Linked DNA regions of Mus musculus: region 1 is linked to region 2. A link is a contact called in ENCODE Hi-C data. All regions are on one chromosome and are shown on one strand. Each heading gives the region's core, a stretch centred on a gene start or an enhancer-like site at or near the end of the contact. The rest is flanking DNA. Distances are from core to core; before and after follow the strand shown. Region 1 overlaps Cnih3 (cornichon family AMPA receptor auxiliary protein 3). Region 2 has its middle 14 kb from the start of Gm39718.

Evidence for each region. Hi-C counts contacts between places; a loop is a spot of excess contacts on that map.
Region 1: a loop to region 2 is called in a map of Patski, with 2.1 times the contacts of the local background. The contact joins two enhancer-like sites. A Hi-C loop is called at or near these places in 3 of 37 maps with a recorded cell type or tissue (Patski and left cerebral cortex).

What each region holds. Positions count from the first base shown.
Region 1 is chr1:181,458,118-181,460,945 of GRCm38, forward strand. It overlaps Cnih3 (cornichon family AMPA receptor auxiliary protein 3), which reads left to right. Exons shown (of 6, transcript NM_001160211.1): 6 at 1,108-2,524. The coding sequence ends at 1,135. Among named protein-coding and RNA genes, the nearest start is that of Ccdc121, 52 kb to the right of the region's middle. Within about 2 kb of position 1,335, at least 1 of the 3 ENCODE cell types and tissues checked has a DNase peak (open chromatin) inside an H3K27ac peak, as active enhancers do.
Region 2 is chr1:181,271,620-181,274,319 of GRCm38, forward strand. No RefSeq gene overlaps it. Among named protein-coding and RNA genes, the nearest start is that of Gm39718, 14 kb to the right of the region's middle. Within about 2 kb of position 1,397, at least 1 of the 3 ENCODE cell types and tissues checked has a DNase peak (open chromatin) inside an H3K27ac peak, as active enhancers do.

The DNA of each region.
Region 1 (2,828 bases), core at 85-2,584, 190 kb after region 2:
CAGGCATGGTGCAGGAGGAGCTGAGTGTTCTATATCTTACTCTGAAAGCAAACAGGAGAAGACTGGCATCTTTAGACAGCTGGGGGGAAGCTCTCTTTCCCACCCCCTCAGTGACATACTTCCTCCAACAAGGCCACACCTTCCCCAATAAGGCCACACCTTCCCCAATAAGGCCACACCTCCTAATAGTGCCACTCCATGGGCCAAGCATATTCAAACCACCACAGTTGTCCACAATTAGGCTCAGTCCACAATGGTCAGAGGACTGGCTTTGGAGTTAGAAAGTGGTTGATCTGTTTGAGCTGTACAGCGAGAATCCATCTGTCTAGCTCCAGACCTAGGCAGTGGGGCCTGGGCACATCTGCTGTGTCTGGCTCTAGAAAGGGGGCTTCCCAGCTGTGCAGGGATGGGAGGAAAATAGTCCAGGTTCTTTTATTTGGTTTTGCTCCTAGACAACTTCTTAGAGTCAGGGGTGGGGTCTCTAATGTCAGGAGAGTTGTTTCTTTTTCTAAATAGACAGAGGAGTAGATTGTAGTTCTGGTCAACTTGTCAGCCTTGCAGAATTAGCCTGACATCCTTGTCAGGCCATAGGAATGCAGGTCCCTCCTACTTGGTCACTACTAATCCCATAAGGAGGAGGTTTGGGGACCTATGCCCAGTTAAGATTCACTTATGTCATTTGCCCCGAGGACTGTGTTTATGCAACCCCACTGATATCAGTGACAATGTTCTTCATCCAGACCCTTGGAATTGACACATCATGTAACATCACGGGGGCTTGGGGAGGAGGGGTAAGGATGCAGCCATTCTGTAAGCATGTGGTTGCAGATGGTGGTGTGAAGAATCTTACCCCATAGGCACCTGTAATTGCAGGAAAAGTGATGCGCCACAGTGATCATCCCAGTGAGAGTGCTCATAAGCATCCACAGGGGACATGGGGTGCCATCCTAGCAGACACACTATGGGCTATAGCAAGGCCTCCATGGGTGAACTGGAGACCACAGAGACGGGAATGAGTTGAATCCATAGGCTCCAGACTTGGAAGGGGGCTGATGAAAGCCACAGACTCCTGCTGACATCTGTTTTCCTCTTCTTGTTTGCACCCAGCATGATTTACACCTTAGTGAGCTCCTAACTCAGACCCTGCTGATGGAGAGGCCGAAGCTGGGAACCACTGCGGCTGTGGCTAGAGGAGCACCAGATGGGGATGACGGAGAGACCCAGATGGCAGAGACCGAATGAAAGGAACGGGAGTCATACAGCAGTCAGAGCCATGTTACCCACGTGTGTCTGTTTCTGCCTTCGCATTTCACATCCCACATGGGTTGCAGGGCCCCTCTGAGCATGGGCGTGCCAGCTTGTAGCTGATGAAACACTCAACCTCTGGAGATGCCATTATTACTTCCTTCATCCACTTCACTGAGCAGCAGAACTGTGCGAGTTTCACATGGAGAGCTCGTCTGGATGGTAGAAATGAGGCCAGATGCTGGCAGGTGTCGAACAAGGGACAGAATGGCTCAGGGCCAAGGCCAGATCTTCAGGGATGGCTGAGACCCACAGGGACACCATGGGCTGCCCAAGACTCTTGTCATTTTTTTTCCAGAGCTGTGGTCACATGCTTTGCTCAGTGCAAGGCAGAAAGCTGTGGGGACTGCCCTGAGCCACCTCTCACGTCACTTTTACGCTCTGTGTCCAGGAGCCTGGGCTGTGGCTTCCTGAGCTGGGTGTGGCAGCAAGCCCTGTCCAGTGTGAACTGGGGAGGGGGAGAAAATGGATTTCTAAAAATGTCTGCAACATGTCCCAGGTGTGAGTTCTTCACCCTCCCAAGATGTATTCTGCCACTGTGCCAAAAATTCATCAGAGTCATTACATGCCAATCAGCTGGCTGGCATGAGCCAAAGCAAAAAACAAAACAAAACACCAAACCAAACCAAACCCCTCAAAATAGTGCGAAGCCCAGAAACAGAGAGCTGCTCTGTGTGTGGGTATGGACAGCCAGGAAGTGAGACAACACAATTATCACATCCATTGATGCTTCACGGCCTTTGTGCTCCTCAGTTCAATGTGGGGACATCGCTTATTTAGAAATTTCCACTTGACTTTTGCTCCTTTTTTGGGTGGGAGTTGCAGGACAGGTGTAAATACTGACAAGGCTGAGTTTTTATGATGCTTAAACTGGGCACAATGATTTTAACCTGATTCCCCAAACTGCCTTGCTTTCTACCATTACACACACATACACACACACACACACACACACACACACACACACTATTTATATATGTACTGGTTCCCATCTGAATTCTGTGACTCAGTTTTTTGAATGGTGTTTGTGTAACACATTGTGTGCTATGTTTAAGATGCAGCAACAACTTGAGTGGCTCACCTCATCTCATTTCAACCCACCCCCGGGGTATCCATATGGTTGGCAAACTAGTAGGTAGAAAAGCGTTTTTAAAAAGAAACAGTGTTTCTTAAAAAAAAAAATTACAGAAAACAAAATAGAGAGAAAAAAAAAACTTGCAAGAAAGAAGAAAAACAAAAGGCTGCTTTTCTGAGGGGCCAGCTGTATCAACCACAGCCGGTTCGGGAGAATGCAGTCTAGGAGGACAGGGAGAATGCGGTCTTTCCCTTGGCAGGAGCTCTTACTACTGAGGGTAACTTGTTGAAGCTACACAACCTCAGCTGGGTACCTTTCCCAGGGATGGCTAGTCACATCAACAAACAGTGGAGGTCTGAGTGTCAGGTGCAAAGCTAACACCGTCATCATCTTGAAAAAAAAAGAGAGAGAAAGAAAAGGAAAAGAAAAGAAAGACATGGAGAACATA
Region 2 (2,700 bases), core at 147-2,646:
TAAGATAACGAACAGCCTGTTATCTTTAACCCAAAATGAATAAATATCAACACTTTCACAATTAACATTTTACTAGAATGAGAGAGAGAGAGAGAGAGCATGCCCGTGAGAGAGCAAGCTGTGAATAAAATCAAGGACAGGTGGCTGTTGAGCAAAGACTCTAATCTACCTTTGGTCCTTAAAATAGTCTTACTAACAACATTCTACCAATGTATTTTGGACTTCAAAAACTTCTTTTATGATTAAATTTCAATTCTGTGGTGTGTGTGTGTGTGTGTGTGTGTGTGTGTGTGTGTGTGTGTGAGCAGCCGACCCTGGTTCTCTGGAAGGAAGAACAGCAAGCACCCTAATGGCTGAGCCATTTCTCCAGACCCACTGACCCTTGTTTGTTTTGAAAGACAGGAGTTAAACATTTGCACATTCTCACCGTACCCCACCCACCAGCCTGTCACCCAGGGTGACCACTGTCACCCAGGGCGCGTGTCCTCTATGTCTACCTTCCATGTGTGTAATCGGACAATGCTAGTGGACAGCGTGGGGTTGGGACCAGTCAGGGCTGAAGACTGGGCCTTTTGCTTTAATTGTGCTCTCTGGTCTCTGTGAACCTCAGTCCCTCCATCTTTACTCCTCTTCTACTGGGGTAGGTTTTTGACCTACAGCATTGCTGTTTCTCTGGGGAATGGAGGCAAATTGCTGGGCTCAGTAAATGGTAGCAAGTACCACTGGCCATTTCACCCTTTCTCCCTCCCCTCCCCTCTCCTCCTTTTTCCCCTCCCCCCTCCTCTCCCCTCTCTCCTCTCCCTCCCCTCCTCCTTTCCCTTCTCCCTCTTTCCCACTTTCCCTCTCCCTTTCTCCTTTCTCCCCCCTCCTTTCTCCCTCCCTCCCCTCCTCCTTCCCCTTCTCCCTCTCCCTCTTTCCCTCTCCCTTTCTCCTTTCTCCCCCCTCCTTTCTCCCTCCCTCCCCTCTCCCTCTCTAGAAAGTTCCTGGAGAACAAGGACCCTGTCTAAAGCCCATATCCCTTTGAGCCACTCCTGGGGTCCCCAGGTCACTGCTAGGCTGACTGGCTGATCCTTACAGAATGTCTGGAAGCTTTTCTGTGTTTGTTCAGGCTCCTTTGGGGTTAGCGCAGAAACCAATTCTGCTTTGGGGACACCCAAGAACTCTGAGTCTAGAGAGGAGTGACTGCCCTAAGAGATTTGGAGTTTTTTTCCCAGGTCCTGCTTCTTCTCAGGCTTCAGGTGAGCAGTGTAGTGGCGTGGGAGAAATACTGAGAGCCACGCGGTTTGTTGGCACTTCTAGGCTCCACTCGGTTTCCTTTGCTTTCTTGGATTCTAGCCATTGAGGGTTCAGGTGCCTTTCTGCAAGATCCAACCCTAACCTAGAGCTCGCCCGCGGTGAGCCTCCAGGGCACCGATGTCCGTCTCCGACAAGGGACAGAAGGGGGCGACAAACCCGCACAGTTGGCCGGCGGACCATGCCGGGCAGTGCCTGAGCCCAGAGCCATTCTCCCCCTTTTCCCTGGTAACTGGACACTTCTTGTAGATTCCCACAGCACACAGTAGAGTGCACTCTTTGTGAAAACACCCCCGCCCCCCGCCCCCCCCCCCGCCCCAGGCCTCGCCTTCACAGAGTAGCAGAGGCTGTCACCCTACACAGCAGAACCATCTTAGATTCCTGTTAGTTCTTAAAGCAAGGCCAGAGCTTAGGACCCCAGGGGTGATGCTCTAGGGCAGAGGTGTGCTTGTCCAAGTCCTGCAGTTGTTTCAAAGGCTTTGCAATGATTTCATTTGTGCACAAGCTGGGAATAGCTGCAGAGTTTTGACCCCAAGCATTTAAGGTCTTTTAGCCCAGGCTGTCCTTAGCACATTTCTGAAACTCCATCTCCCCAGTTGCGGACACACAAATCTAGCTATCTTACGTTTACTTAGTATTTTAACACCCATTTTTGTAAAAACTACATAAAGACACCAACTATCCAAATGCAACGTTAATATTTTTGAAAATTATATATTAAAGAATTAACATCAGGCAGATGAGATGGCTCAGCCTTTAAGAGCCGGTACTGCTCTTGCACGAGGGGCAGCTCCCAGCTGTCTGCAACTTCAGCTTCCGGCTCATCTGAGTCCTTGGTTTGTCACAGGCACCTGCACTCATGTGCACATGCCTGCCCCACTTTGCACATAATTTAAACACATCTTAATTAACATCAACATAGAAGTGCTCCCGGAGCTTCCCCCCCCCCCCCCCCCCCCCCCGCCGGCCACTTTTGTTTCTGCGTCTGCACAGGCCAGAGGACTGGTCTGTCTCTAGTTCTTCCATATCTCAGTGAGTCACAGAGCTGGAATTTGACTGGGGTCTTTATGGCTCCAAAGGGCTAAAAGTCCAGTTAAACTAGCAGATCTCTGACAGGGTTGGGAGGCAGCCACCCATTTATGGTGCTGGCAGCAGCTGTGTGTTTGGACAGATGCTGATGGTCCATCGCTATAGGGTGCCTTTGATCTCTCCGGATATTTATGTTTCTTATGATTTTTTTTTGTGATAAGGAATTTAAAATCTCTTCTAACTACTTTGAATTATACAATAGAATACTGCTATGAACATTGTCCTGTGTAATGAAGTATCCGAACCCTTTCCTCCTGTCTGGCTGAGACTACGTATCCTATCCACTAGCCACTCTTTTTAATGCCTCCCCCCAGTGCC